Regions from separate parts of the Mus musculus genome. Here region 2 is linked to region 1. The links are chromatin contacts, found by Hi-C in ENCODE. All regions are on one chromosome and are shown on one strand. The core of a region is the stretch at or near the end of the contact, and the rest is flanking DNA. Distances in the headings are between cores, read along the strand shown. Region 1 holds the start of Cyp2b13 (cytochrome P450, family 2, subfamily b, polypeptide 13). Region 2 holds the start of Scgb1b30 (secretoglobin, family 1B, member 30).

Region 1 (7,418 bases), core at 1,599-4,098:
CATCCATTAGACAGAGCACAAGGTCACCAATGAAGGAGCCAGAGAAATACCCAGGGAGTTGATGGGGACTGAAGCCTCATAGGAGGAACATCAATATAAACTAACCAGTACCCAAGAGCTTCTTGGAACTATACCACAAATCAAAGAAAACAGATGGTGGAACTTGTGACTCTAGCTATATATGTAGCAGAGGATGGTTTAGTCAGTCATCAATGGAAGGAGAGGCCCTTGGTCTTGTGAAGGTTCTATGCCCCAGTATAGGGGAGTGCCAGAACCAGGAATGGGAGTGGATGGGTTTTGGAGCAGGGGCAGGGGGGAGGGATAGGGGATTCTCAGAGGGAAAATTAGGAAAGGGGATAGCATTTGAAATGTAAATAAAGAAAATATCAAATAATAAAAAGAAAAGAATTGCAAGCTTATGTAAGACAAAGGACACTGTCAATAGGACAAAATGGAAACTAAGAGATTGGGAAAAGATGTTTACCAACTCTATATCCTATAGAGGGTTAATTTCCAATATATACAAACAACTCAAGAAGGTTGACTCCAGAGAACCAAGTATCCCTATTTAAAAAGGAGAACAGAGCTGAACAGAAAATTCTCAACTGAGGGAACTCAAATGGCCAAGAAGCACCTAAAGAAATGTTCAACATGCTTAGTCATGAAGGAAACAAAAGTCAAAACAACCCTGAGATTCCACCTCACACCAGTCAGAAAGGCTAAGATCAAAAATTCAGATAACAACAGATACTGGCGAGGATGTGGAAAAAGAAGAACACTCCACCATTGCTGATGGTTATTCTGGAAATCAGTCTGGTGGTTCCTCAGAAATTTGGACATAGTACTACCTGAAGACCCAGCTATACAACTCCTGGGCATACACCCAGAAGATGCTCCAACATGTTATAAGAACACATGCACCACTATGTTTATAGCAGCCTTATTTATAGTAGCCAGAAGCTAGAAAGGACCCAGATGTCCCTCAACAGAAGAATGGATACAGAAAATGTGGTACATTTACACAATGGAGTAATACTCAGCTATTAAAAACAATGACTTCATGAAATTCATAGGCAAATGGATGGAACTTGAAAATATCATACTGACTGAGGTAACCCAGTCACAAAAAAAAAAAAAAATACACATGGAGTGCACACATCGATAAGTGGATATTAGTCCAAAAGTTCGGAATGCCCAAGATTCAATTGACAGACCACATGAAGCCTGAAAAGAACAAAGACCAAAGTGTGAATTCTTCAGAGCTTCTTAGGAAGGGAACAAAATACTCACAGGAGGAAATACGTAGAATGACTGCCCCAAATTGAGACGTATCCCATGGGGAAGAACCAGTTCCCAACACTACTAATAATACAATGTTATGACTGCAGACAAAAACCTAGCATAACCTACCACTGAGAGCCCAAGTCTCATGGAAACATATGCAGAGATCCAAAGCTAAACATTAGATGAAAATCTGGGAGTCTTATCAAAGAGTTGGGAGAATGATTTAGGGACCAGAAGAGGACAGGTAGTCCACAGGAAGACGAACACATTTAACTAAACTGGACCCATGGGAGCTCTGAGTGACTGAATCATCAAACAAAGAGCAAGCATGGGCTGGACTTAGGCCCCCTGGCACATACTTACCAAATGAGCAGTTTGGTCTCTAACAACACAAGCAAGGGATCACCCTGAGTTTATTGCCTGCCTGTAGATCCTGGTCCCCTAACTGAGATGCCTTTTCTGCCCTTACTTGGAGAGAATATGCCTCATGATGCGGTGACAAGATGCGTAAGGGGTGGCTACAGGAGGTAGGTGATACCTAGAGGAGGATTCTTCCTCTCAAGGATAAGAGAAGGGAGGGATAAGGGAGGGTCTATGTGAGGGGATACTAGGAGTAGACTGGGGATGATATTGGAATGTAAAATAAATAAATAAATAAATAAATAAATAAATAAATAAATAAATATATAAATATATATATATAAATAAATAAATAAATAAATAAATAAATAAATAGAAGAAAAGTAACTGCAAAAAAAATTTAAATCCCAAGTTGGGATAATTGACACTCTATTAGCTATCTTAACAGGAACTAGAACCATGAATGTTAACTGATTTTTAATGAAAAGTTGCAATTAAATATGGAATCCCACTTGTAAAGGCTGGTAAAGATTGTACCACAATCAAATGCTTGGCTGTTGCATGGTGTTTATAACTGATTATCCTTAACCACCTACCTAACCACAGACCTTACCTACTGCCCTGCCTCTTGTCCTCTTTGTTCTGGAACACTTCAGGCTAATCTCTTTTGTGAGCAAAAGCAAACCTTAATGGTGATGCCTCTGATATTTGTCTTTGTCTGGAATGGACAAAAAAGAAAAAAAAGCCCCAAGGAATAAAATTCTACATGCTTAAATCTCTGCATGTCTACATCTCAGTACTTCTATACCTCCAAACAAAGTACCCCCACAGAATTCCAATAAAACAAAACTCACCTGTCAACTCAAAAAGGAGTCAGCATCCATTACTAGTCAGTATTTCACCCTCCCTTTAGCAATCTTCCCACCTGAACCAACAGCTCCTTCCAATGATTGACCTCCAAAACAAAAGCAGGGGAAAACCCATACTAAGACTCCGTATAGTTCTTACATGAATGAAACACTTAAGAAGGCCTCCTCTATCCATCTGCAAGAGGTTCCCCAAGAGGGGTAGAGGACGGGGTCCTGGTGGAAGATGACCATGGATCTTTGCATGGCCCCTGACCAGGAGTAGAAATAAGCTCAGAAGGACAGCAAGGAGGAGCAGGACACTAGGATCCATGGTCCGGTCTAACAAGAGTCTGCTTCAGTGCACAGTCCAGCAGGACTTTTGATGCTTAAGCCACCTCCCCACTAGGTTATACAACTCCAACTGTTCCCACCTCCTGTCTCACACTGTCCAGGAATGTGAGCACCATAGTTCCTACCTGGGCTGCTGGTGACCTGCTCATTCACTATTCCATTACAACCACCCTAGACTTTGGCAAGGACATGGGCAGATACATGCGAGAATAGGGCATTTGAAGAGAAGCCTGTTGATATCTGGGAGGTGGGGGTGCACTTTTCAGGTCAATTTTATCTATTTATTTACTGAAGCATGGATCTGTGTGTGTATGCTGCCTTTGTGAAGGACATTTCTTATATGAATAAGATTGTGTGTTCCTCTGTGTTCTGCTAAATGTAGGTATATGTGAGTGTGTGTGTCTGTGTGTGTGTGTGTCTGTGTGTCTGTGTGTGTGTGTGTGTGTGTGTGTCTGTGTGTGTCTGTGTGTGTCTGTGTGTGTACTAGGCTCTTAGTACTGGAATTACACAGGCATACCACCTCATCTGGCACATTTCATTCATTAAACTACATGTTTGGAAGCCAGCTATTGATCTCCTCAACATAGTTGAAATCCACTATGTGACTATAGTTAATTTACTCAACCCCTCTGTATTTCTGTTTACCAATAGGGGAAGGCAACAGACCTCCCCAAAGTATGAACACTATGTTAGATACTGCATGGAACCCACTAGATATCTTGGGCCAAAATGATGACCCAAGTTCAAAGCCAGATAACCCAGGTTTGCAGGAGCAAAATCCTGGTGTCATTTAAGTCCTTGATGGCACTGTGTCAAGATCAGGAAAGTACTGGTAAGGTGACTGAAAATCACCGTGTCTTTCTTTTCTTCCTCCTTGGTAACCAGATTTTAATCCTGATGTTGAGGTTATGTCCTGGAAAAGACAGGCATTGGCTGAATTTTGCAAGAATGGTGCTGCCTCCACTTTTAGGCATAATGTTTTGTACACTTTATAAAGTTTAATGTTAGGTTATTCAAATGCTTGTTTCTCTGCCTTCATTTCTTGTTCTGATGTGGGCACAGCATTGTAATGTTTATACCAAGAATCTCCTGTCTCAAACTTGTGTAACCAAATTGTACCATTAATTCTCTGCCTTGTGAATAAATGCTGATTACCCAGTGGCTGAGCAGAATAGACAATAGGGTGAGCAGTGCTTTGCTCCCTGGAATGTCAACCATCTGACCCTACCTGCCTTTGGGGGTTAGAGATTAGATGGAACAGAATCAACAGTTCATACTCCAGGAGAAGGTGAGAAGGCCACAAAAGCCTCTTAAGAACTCCACTACAGCGGTTCCTCAGAAAATTGGACATAGTACTACCGGAGGATCCAGCAATACCTCTCCTGGGCATATATCCAGAAGATCCCCCAACTGGTAAGAAGGACACATGCTCCACTATGTTCATAGCAGCCTTATTTATAATAGCCAGAAGCTGGAAAGAACCCAGATGCCCCTCAACAGAGGAATGGATACAGAAAATGTGGTACATCTACACAATGGAGTACTACTCAGCTATTAAAAAGAATGAATTTATGAAATTCCTAGCCAAATGGATGGACCTGGAGGGCATCATCCTGAGTGAGGTAACACATTCACAAAGGAACTCACACAATATGTACTCACTGATAAGTGGATATTAGCCCAAAACCTAGGATACCCAAGATATAAGATACAATTTCCTGAACACATGAAACTCAAGAAAAATGAAGACTGAAGTGTGGACACCATGCCCCTCCTAGAAGTGGGAACAAAACACCCTTGGAAGGAGTTACAGAGACAAAGTTTGGAGCTGAGATGAAAGGATGGACCATGTAGAGACTGCCTTATCCAGGGATCCACCCCATAATCAGCATCCAAACGCTGACACCATTGCATACACTAGCAAGATTTTATGGAAAGGACCCAGATGTAGCTGTCTCTTGTGAGACTATGCTGGGGCCTAGCAAACACAGAAGTGGATGCCCACAGTCAGCTAATGGATGGATCACAGGGCTCCCAATGGAGGAGCTAGAGAAAGTACCCAAGGAGCTAAAGGGATCTGCAACCCTATAGGTGGAACAACATTATGAACTAACCAGTACCCCGGAGCTCTTGACTCTAGCTGCATATGTATCAAAAGATGGCCTAGTCGGCCATCACTGGAAAGAGAGGCCCATTGGACACGCAAGCTTTATATGCCCCAGTACAGGGGAACGCCAGGGCCAAAAAGGGGGAGTGGGTGGGTAGTGGAGTGGGGGGTGGGTGGGTATGGGGGACTTTTGGTATAGCATTGGAAATGTAAATGAGCTAAATACCTAATAAAAATGGAAAAAAAAAACCACAGCAGACATTTCTGAGGAATGACACTTGAGGCTGGCCTCTGTTCTGTTTCACACAGGTGTGCACCAGCACACATATGGACACTTACACATACACACTAAATTTTACAAACACATATTTTAACATCTTCCCTTTAAGGATAATTATTTGCAGCTCTTATTCACTGCAAAATCCCAAATGGTAACAGGCACCCTGAGTCTCAGACTGTGGTCTCTAAACACCATTTCCCAGTATAAAAGGTAGGGTGTGGGTATAGGGTAAGAAATATACAAGGCAAACTGGAAAACCTTAAGCCAGGAAGAAGGTGTGAAAGGCTGATGAGGCCTCACACACCCAATGGCCACCACCAGACATGTCTATTCAACAGGGTGAGAACGTTTTAGTAATGACAAATAATGGGATAGGGCTGAGCAGATGGCTCTGTCATGCAAGTTCAAGGACCTGAGATAGAGGGCCCTTAGACCGTACATAAAAATGTCAAGCATGGTGATGTGTGTTTGTGATCCCAGTGCTGGACAGGTGGATACATGTGGATCCTTGGGGGCCCACTGGGCAGCCAGCCTTTCGATTGGTGACCTCCAGGTAAAAGTGAAAAGTAAGCAAGATGGAGGATGAGTGAGGAAGACACAAAGGTGACATCTGACCTCCACACACATGTGCATGAGCACCCACACACACACATGCATGTCCTACCACCCCCCAGATGCCCTGTCTCAGAAATATTGATGTGCAATGAATCTCCCAAACCCACCATCGTCGGTGTGAGGTCAGATGTACCCACTCGTGGAGGAATGTTGCATGTGCAGTATTGACTGGGATGCATTCTTACCTGAAAGAGTTAGATCCAGAGTCTCATCAAGAGTCTAGACCAGTGGTTCTCAGCCTTCCTGATGCTGTGACCCTTTAATACAGTTCCTCATGTCGCCATGACCCACAACCATCAAATTATTTAAAAAAAAAAAAAAGAACTCCACTACAAGTTCACTCATTAACCCTTGGGAGGGTGAGGGCATGATTTATAACCTCCACCCACATCTCATTGGTCCCAAGTAGGCATCTCTTTCAAGTAGCAGTTCCCAATTAGCTGGCATTGTCTGAGTCACCAATCTTTGAACTCTTGATCCATCTTCAGTTAGGTCCTCATGCAGGAGTTGCCTCCAAGACTGCACAGCCTCCAATGTTTAGGTGTAAGCAGCCACCACCCTTCTTCCTATATTTCTACCCTTTTGTTTTCAGATTTTGGAAGCCTACTGGGAGCCAGAGTGCCATTGCCTCAACATTGTTGACCCATCTCAGAGGATTCCCAGTATACTGGACTGTACTTGTTTTTAGATGTTCTGTCTTCCAGGATGTTACCCTTCATTGACTACCAGCCCTCAAAGAGAAATTACTCCAGAGGCATGTCACACAAGCGGGAAATGAGGGACAGCCTACATGGTAGTCTCATGAATCTCTGAAATCCAGGCTTTGATCACTTCCTTGGGGTTTGTGGGGGCACAATCAAGAAGGTTGACTTATTTACAGAGTGCTACCTAGAAATATTCTGTGCAAGACACTTAGACAGAATAATTTTTAGTATAACAATTCCTCCCATCATAGGATAATTGGCTATCCATGAGGTGTCAAACAACCTCTTAATATTTTTCTATCTTTTACCAAGAACCCGGCATCCAGGGAGAGCACAAATTCCCTCATTACACTGAAGATGGCTATGTTCTCCATTACCAGCACAGAATAGTTAAGGAATTTGTCTGACTAGGTACCTTTAAGATATCGAGTCAACTGTTGTCATGCTTCAGTGACATTTTGTATGTAGAAAGGGTTTAGGCAGAGTTAGTGAAACCTCGGGTGTCAGGCCAATAAAGATATGTCTCTACCAAGGGTCAACTCTTCTGTCAGTAACTCAATCTGATGTTTTAAAATGTTGATTGATTGATAAAGATGTTGAGTTAGTATCTCCTGGGCCTGACTCAGAGATTACAGCCTTGACAGTCTCCACTCTTGTGGCTCTCTGAGTCAAGGCTACAGCAGCTGTTGTCACCCAGGCAATGCCTGAAAAGATGGCCACAATAATGGCAGCTATAATTCCAAAATCCCTCTTTTCTCCAATGTTTGGCTTTTAAGTGAGTCTGGGCCATCAGAGAGACAGCATAGAAGTGAGTGGTATTTACCACAGGCACCCATATGGTGGCTGATTTCCTTATCAAGATGGCCTTT
Region 2 (7,418 bases), core at 1,250-3,749, 8.0 Mb before region 1:
ATCAGCAAAAGGTCCTAACAGAAAATATTGATGAGTGGGCTATTTTAGCCTGTATTAATGAGGGCCCATTTGATAATCATTATCCCAAACATCCGTTAATGACCTTTTTTAAGGAACATCCAGTCATTTTTCCTCAAGTGGTGAGGAAAACACCCATTAAGGATGCAGTTAACGTGTTTACTGATGGATCAAAAACCTGATGTGGGGTATATTTGGTAAAGGGGAAAGATCCTGTGGTCAGGCAGTATTATCCCTGTACTCCGCAGATGGTGGAATTACAAATAGTTATTGAGGTCATTAAGGATTGTGATTTTTCTTTCAATCTAATTTCAGATTCACAATATGCAGTTAATTTAGTTTTATCCCTAGAAGTGGCAGGCCAAATAAAAGCTCGTAGTACCATCCAAGCCTTGGCCTTACAATTACAGAAGTTGCTGTGGGACAGACGCCAACCATTATATATTGACATATCCGTGCCCATAGTGGGCTTCCAGGACCCTTAAGTAGGGGGAATGATATTGTGGATAATTTGTACTCGTATGGAGTTCATATTTTTAGCATCCCCTATGGAGTTAGCCTCACAATTTCATTCTAAATTTCATGTTAATGCTAAAACTCTGCAGAGAAAATTTGGAATCTCTAGAGCACAAGCTCGGGATGTAGTCACTACCTGTGGACGTTGCCTAGAGTTTCAACACCCACCTTCTTATGGAGTGAATCCTAGAGGATTGCTCCCTCTACAGGTGTGGCAGATGGATGTGACACATTTTTCAGAATTTGGCAAATTGAAATAAGTTCATGTATCCATTGATACATGTTCAGGAATAGTTTATGCATCTCCCATGGCAGGGGAAAAGGCCTCCCATGTTATACAGCATTGTTTAGAGGCCTGGGCAGCTTGGGGTAAGCCCCAACAACTTAAAACAGACAATGGCCCTGCATATACTGCCAAAACCCTGGTGTCTTTTTGTCAACAGATGGAAGTACAAGTTAAACATGGCCTGCCATATAATCCTCAAGGCCAAGGAATCATTGAACGAGCACATAGAACCTTAAAAGAATTACTAATAAAACAAAAAGGGGGAATAGGCTATGGCCATACCCCAAAGATAAGACTCTCCTTAGCTCTTTTTACCTTAAATTTTTTGCAATTGGATAAGGAAGGTCGCTCTGCTGCTGAGCAGCATACTAATACCAGCCCCAGTAAACTGGGGTATGCTAAATGGAAGGATGTGCTTACAAGATCATGGAATGGTCCAGATCCCGTGTTAGCCTGGGGGAGAGGGTCTGTTTGCATGTTTCCACAGAATCGCGCAGAGCCAGTGTGGGTTCCAGAGCAGCTAGTGCGACACTGTCAAAATGAAGAAGCTGATCTTGCTGGTGATGAGCATGTGTCTGCCCCTGATGGGTGTGGAACCCAGATGGGGAATACTGTTTGTGTTTAAAGTGGACTGTAAATTTTGATGGCAAGATGAATGAGCTTCGCTCGGCAATTGTCACTGTGAATTCTACCCAAGTGGATCCTGGCTTGGCATCGGGAAAGAATGGACTGGGATAGGTGCCCTTGCTGTGGCCCTTGTTTTGGCATGCATGTTGTGTGTATGGTGTATGTGTCGGTTGCGGAATGCTCAGGTCCGCACTGCCGCCATGGTGGTGCAAGCTTTTGCCACAGTGGAAGCAGGGCAGTCACCTCAGATTTGGCTTGCTGCCATGAAGAATGAACAATGAAGCCATCGCTCCGTAGGGTTGTACGGCTAAGCTCTGCACAGAGGTTAGTCTGGAAGCTGTTTGACAATCTCTGGGAGGTATGTCTGATTTCATGAGGGTTGAGTGTCCTAGTGTCCTTCCCCCAGGAAAAACGGCACGGAAGCAGGTCAGGGTTGCTCTGGGTAAAAACCTGTGAGCCTAAGAGTCAATCCTGTACATGGCCCCTATTTCTGCACACTGGGGATCAGACCTCTATCTTCACCCATGGAGCTTGTTCAAAAAAATATAAAAGGGGGAATTGTGGGAAGCCATTCCGGGCTCCCTGGCCAGCCGGATGGAAATCTATTTCAGGCTGTAAACAAGCCCATGTTTGGTGGATGGCCCGCCCTTAATCCCTGATTGGCTGAGCAAGCCTGCCTGGTGAGGTGATGTGACCTGTGGTGATTGGTGGGGGTGTGGTTGTGGCTGGAGTGGAGAAAAACACTTGTAACCAGAGAGGCGGGGGATTTGAAGAAAGAAGCTGCCTGAGTAAACTGCTTTAAGAAGAACCGGTGGTTGTGTTTTGCTTGCTGGCCGAGTTGGACGTGACAATAGAGGGTGTGAGAATCTGGAAAGTCTGCATCCCCGACCCCCACACAGAATACCCACCTCCCTCTGAAGTCAGGAGCAGGGCAGCCCCGAGCAACAAGAGAGCACCAGTTAGCTTCATGGTAATGGTGGCAGGTGCTCCTACTCAGCTTGGTCCCCTTTTATAACTGCTCTGGTCTGCTGAGTGGGCAGGGAGGGAACCATGTCTGAGTCCCTCCAGGCCATTCCCAGGATATGTCTTGGAACTTCCTGGGGGCTGTGTGTTTGTGTCATGGGGAGGTGTGTATTTTGGCAATACAGTAAGATCCTGGTCAACATCCTGGCTCAGTCTGGTCCCATTAGCAGTGATCTTCTTAAGGTCACATGTCATGTAAAGGCCAAAGGAAGGTATGACTAGGGAAAAGGTCAAATGGTCTCTCAATCAGACCATCAGTAGTGAGGTCCATGTTACCCTGTCACAGTGGGGACCTCACTGTCAGTGTATAGACAAGCCAGACCTCAGACTACTGGCCATGCGACCCCTGCCCTGTCTTTGTCCTGCCCCTATCTTCCATTTGCTTCATGCATTCCCTTGAACCAGTCTCGTCAACCCAAACTTCTCCTGCTGTTGTAGGCAACCTTCAACTTGATCTTTTTGCTGTTGTTCGTGGTTTTTTGAGATAGAGTCTGTCTACAGAGCACAGGCTGTCCTGGAACTATGTAGTCCAGTTTAGCCTTGACCCCACAGAGGTCTTTGTGCCTCTTTCCCATGTGAATGCTGAAATCAAAGGCAAGTACTGGCACATCTGCCTAAACTTGACTTCTTCAACCCCTGGTTAAGGTGTATGTTTTGTGTTTTTGGGGTTTCTTGTTGCGCGCGCTCAACAGGCCAGGAAGAACGACGCTGCTACAGGATCCTTCTGCACACATTTATTCAGTCCTGTTTCTTCTTTCTCCATATATCTCCCTTGTTTATATCTCCCTTGTTTATATCTCCCTTGTTTTTATATCTCCCTTGTTTATATCTCCCTTGTTTATATCTCCCTTGTTTTTATATCTCCCCTGTTTATATCTCCCTTGTTTATATCTCCCTTGTTTTTATATCTCCCCCGAACCCTGGGCCTCTCACTCTTTTATACTCTCAGTTCCCATCCACGCACAGCAGGCCACGCCACCTCACCAGGCACGCAGCTTCAGCTAATCAGGGCAGCAGGGGCAAATCTCCACCAAATTGGATTCACCTGTATCCTGGTACACCTGCGCAGCACTCAAGATGTTTGTGGTTTATATGAGGAAGTCAGGTGCAAGTCATATGACTTAGCTGCAGTCCCTGGCGCCTTTGGGACTGCCGCCACACCCGCTCCCCACAATTCCCCCTTTTTTCTTTTTTGGCAGAGAGAATGTCTGTAGATAGCCCCCCGCAGCCATGCCCCTTTCCCGTCCTTGGGTGACAAACAGCATTGGTTTGATCCCTGTCTTAGGTTGGTGACATGCCCAGGGAGTCTTATCACTGACTACCTCTCTATCATGCCAAGCCACTCCTGGGGAGATTGTGTTTTGCTTGCGGCAGGTGCATCAAAAGGCCAGGATGTTAATTAACCTATGGCCAGATCTTAATTGCTGCAAGCAAGCCTCATGGGTGAAGGTAGAGGTCTGATCCCCAGTGTGCAAGCATAGGGGCCCTACACAAAACCATCCCTTAGGCTCATCACCCAGAGAGGTCTTGGCCAGCTCCCGTGTCGTTTTTCCTGGGGGAAGGGAACTAGGACACTGAACCTTCATGCAATCAGACATGCCTTCCACAGGATGCCAACAGCAAGCTATCCTCTGTGCAGTGCTTAGCCTCGCACCCCACAGCATAACGCAGCATAATTTCTTTTAGAGTGGCAAACCAAATCTAAGGAGATTGTCCCGCCTCCACTGCAGCAAAAGCCTATGCTACCATGGCGAAAGTGCGGGCCGCACACTCTGCACCTAACACATGTGCCAAACACAAAACACACACACACTATAACAAGCATACATCCCAGGGCTCTCATCCCCGCTCATCTTCCCTGAAGCAAGGGATAGATGGCCAGCGGGGCTATCTCTTTAAGGGGAATTCAGGGATCAAAAAGGCATGGAAAAATTTGAATGTCATGTCGAGCTGGTATCGGCTTCTGGAATACCGAAAGGATCTCTCATCTCGGCTCCATCCTTTGTGCTTGTGGGATCATCCACCACATCCACAGGGGCAACTGGATCAGGAGCCTCATTCTTGCAGCGTCTCACCAATCTCTCCGGCACCCAAAGAGGTTCCATCTGGTCCTGTGGAAACACACAAACAGACCCTCTCGCCCACGTCAACACCTGATCTACTCGATCCTCTCCAAATCTCCGGACAGAAGGTCCACCTACAGGTGGCTGCTGAGGAGGCATAGGGAGGCGGCACAAAAGCTAATTCGCCTTCCTCCTCCACCTCGGCTCTTTTATTTTGTCCTTTCTGTCCACCTGATAACACTGTGTCTCCTTTCTTTTTCCTTTTTCTTTTTAAGCCCTTTTCCTCTTCCGACATACTTTCTTGTTGCTCTATAAGGATTTTCTGACCTGTCTTGACTGCCTCTACACACAGTTTCAAACAGTAACAGAGTCCATATATCAGAACAAACAAGACCAAAACTATCAGACCTACCCACAAAGGGTCAATGGGAGAAAAAAGCATAACTACACAGCGAGGATCTCTTGATCACTACACTGAGGTTATCATAGTTCCTTAATCTATCCTGAAACCGTGAACCTTAACTTGTCCCAAAGCCATGAACCTTTCGTTACCTTGTACCTGCTTCCTGGCAACGTTATATTCGCCTCTATTTTATCGGAGGTCCTTCCCAAACTCCTGGGTTACTTTGTGCCTACTTCCTGGCAACTTTATGCTCACCTCTATTTTATCCGAGGTCCTTCCCAAACTCCTGGGGTCGCAAGTTTCACTCACCATGAACTTACCCTGCCGGCAACCACTGACTGCTGAAAGTTCTGAACTCGGTGGGGAGTCGGTTCCCCGTACGGGCCACCAATTGTCGCGCCCACTCTCAACCAGCAAGAACGACGAGACCACCAGTCCTTCTAACAGCAGTTTATTCAGTCCTCATCTTTCTTCTTTCTCTTCATCAATACCGTTCCCCAGCTGAAGAGTTCTGAATCCACGCCAGATCCTTCTCAACAGTCTGTTTCACGGGAACACTTTATTAACCACTCCTTCCCCGTGATGCAGTTCTGAATCCTCCCTGTAGCAGGGGGTCTTCGCTCTTGCCTGAAGATGTTTCTTTTCCCGGGTTTTGGCACCACTTGTTGCGCGCGTTCAACAGGCCAGGAAGAACGACGCTGCTACAGGATCCTTCTGCACACATTTATTCAGTCCTGTTTCTTCTTTCTCCATATATCTCCCTTGTTTATATCTCCCTTGTTTATATCTCCCTTGTTTTTATATCTCCCTTGTTTATATCTCCCTTGTTTATATCTCCCTTGTTTTTATATCTCCCCTGTTTATATCTCCCTTGTTTATATCTCCCTTGTTTTTATATCTCCCCCGAACCCTGGGCCTCTCACTCTTTTATACTCTCAGTTCCCATCCACGCACAGCAGGCCACGCCACCTCACCAGGCACGCAGCTTCAGCTAATCAGGGCAGCAGGGGCAAATCTCCACCAAATTGGATTCACCTGTATCCTGGTACACCTGCGCAGCACTCAAGATGTTTGTGGTTTATATGAGGAAGTCAGGTGCAAGTCATATGACTTAGCTGCAGTCCCTGGCGCCTTTGGGACTGCCGCCACACCCGCTCCCCACAGTTTCTTATTTTCTTTTAAAATTATTTATTTATTTATTTATTTATTAATTCTTTTATTCACTCATTCATTATGTATATGAGTACACTGTAGGTGTACAGATGGTTATGAGCCTTCAAGTGGTTGTAGGGAATTTAATTTTTAAGACCTCTGCTCGATCTGGTCAACTCTGCTCACTTAGTTCCTGCTCTCTTTGGCCTCAAGATTTATGTATTATTCTACACAAGTATACTGTAGCTTTCTCCAGATGTGCCAAAAGAGGGTGTCAGATCTCATGACAGGCAGTTGTGAGCCACCATGTGCTTGCTGGGATTTGAACTCAGGACCTTCGGAAGAGCAGTCAGTGCTCCTACCCACTGAGCCATCTCTCAAGCCCTGTTTTTTTTTTCTTTTTCTTTTTTGATTCAGGACTACTCTTGAGCTCATAACCCTCCTGAGAAAGGTGTGTGTGTGTGTGTGTGTGTGTGTGTGTGTGTGTGTGTGTGTGTGTGTGTATGTTTGTGTGTGTGTGGTGAATTTAGGTCTCCTTGGGGCTGGCGGTAAACATTGTCAAAATCTGTTAGCTATGGTGACTCACACCTTTGGCCCCAGCTTTTAGGAGGCAGAGGCAGGCCGATCTCTGTGAGTTAGAGGTCAGCCTGGTCTACACAGAGAGTTTCAGGCCAGTCAGAATTACACAGAGAGACTCTGTTAATAACTATCATCAGTATGTTCATTAAGTTCACACCATAAGTGCCTCATGGTCATTGTTTCATAACTAAACAAGGATATTTTAGTTTTGAGTGACCTGGCCCCCTAACTGGTCACTGCCAGACTGTGTTGCTGCTCTAGCTGCTCTGACTATTGGTCAAAAAGCCTGCATGATGGACATTTTGAATATCCTACAGCTCCTCTGGAAAAACTAGAGTCCAATCTCAGCTTGTTTCTCCAGCTCCTGAAGGTTCAGCGTCAGTCCATCTGTGCCAGTGTGTCTAGAGGAGTTTTGCTACCACAGAATTCCATCTTTACCTGGGCCAGAGTGGAAGCACCTCTAGCAAAGGGATTGTTGTGAGGAATGTTAAGGGGCAAGGCTGTGGTAGGCTCCATGCCCCTCCCACTTATGGAGGCAGAGTTCTTAGGCCCATTCACTCAGCCAGGAGATACACTCAGGATGATTCGCCTGGTATTGCCATTTTGGCCTCACAAAAGGCTTCTGTTGAGCAGTCTTTTTCTAGTCCTGCTATCAGGAGTATGGACTAAACAGACTGCAGTGGAGGAGGCAGCAGACAGCAAAGGCTGAGGCAGGGGTGTGAGGCTGAGTGGTTAGCAGGCTTAGCTGTGC

The links. Hi-C counts contacts between places; a loop is a spot of excess contacts on that map.
Region 2: a map of T-helper 17 cell shows a loop between it and region 1 (10-fold over the local background). The contact joins the promoter of Scgb1b30 here to the promoter of Cyp2b13 in region 1. A Hi-C loop is called at or near these places in 2 of 37 maps with a recorded cell type or tissue (T-helper 1 cell and T-helper 17 cell).

Annotation. Positions count from the first base shown.
Region 1 is chr7:26,056,925-26,064,342 of GRCm38, reverse strand. Cyp2b13 (cytochrome P450, family 2, subfamily b, polypeptide 13) reads right to left here and starts at 2,848. Exons shown (of 9, transcript NM_007813.2): 1 at 2,653-2,848. The coding sequence starts at 2,823.
Region 2 is chr7:34,090,512-34,097,929 of GRCm38, reverse strand. It overlaps Scgb1b30 (secretoglobin, family 1B, member 30), which reads right to left and starts at 2,499. Exons shown (of 3, transcript NM_001099330.2): 1 at 2,356-2,499. The coding sequence starts at 2,416.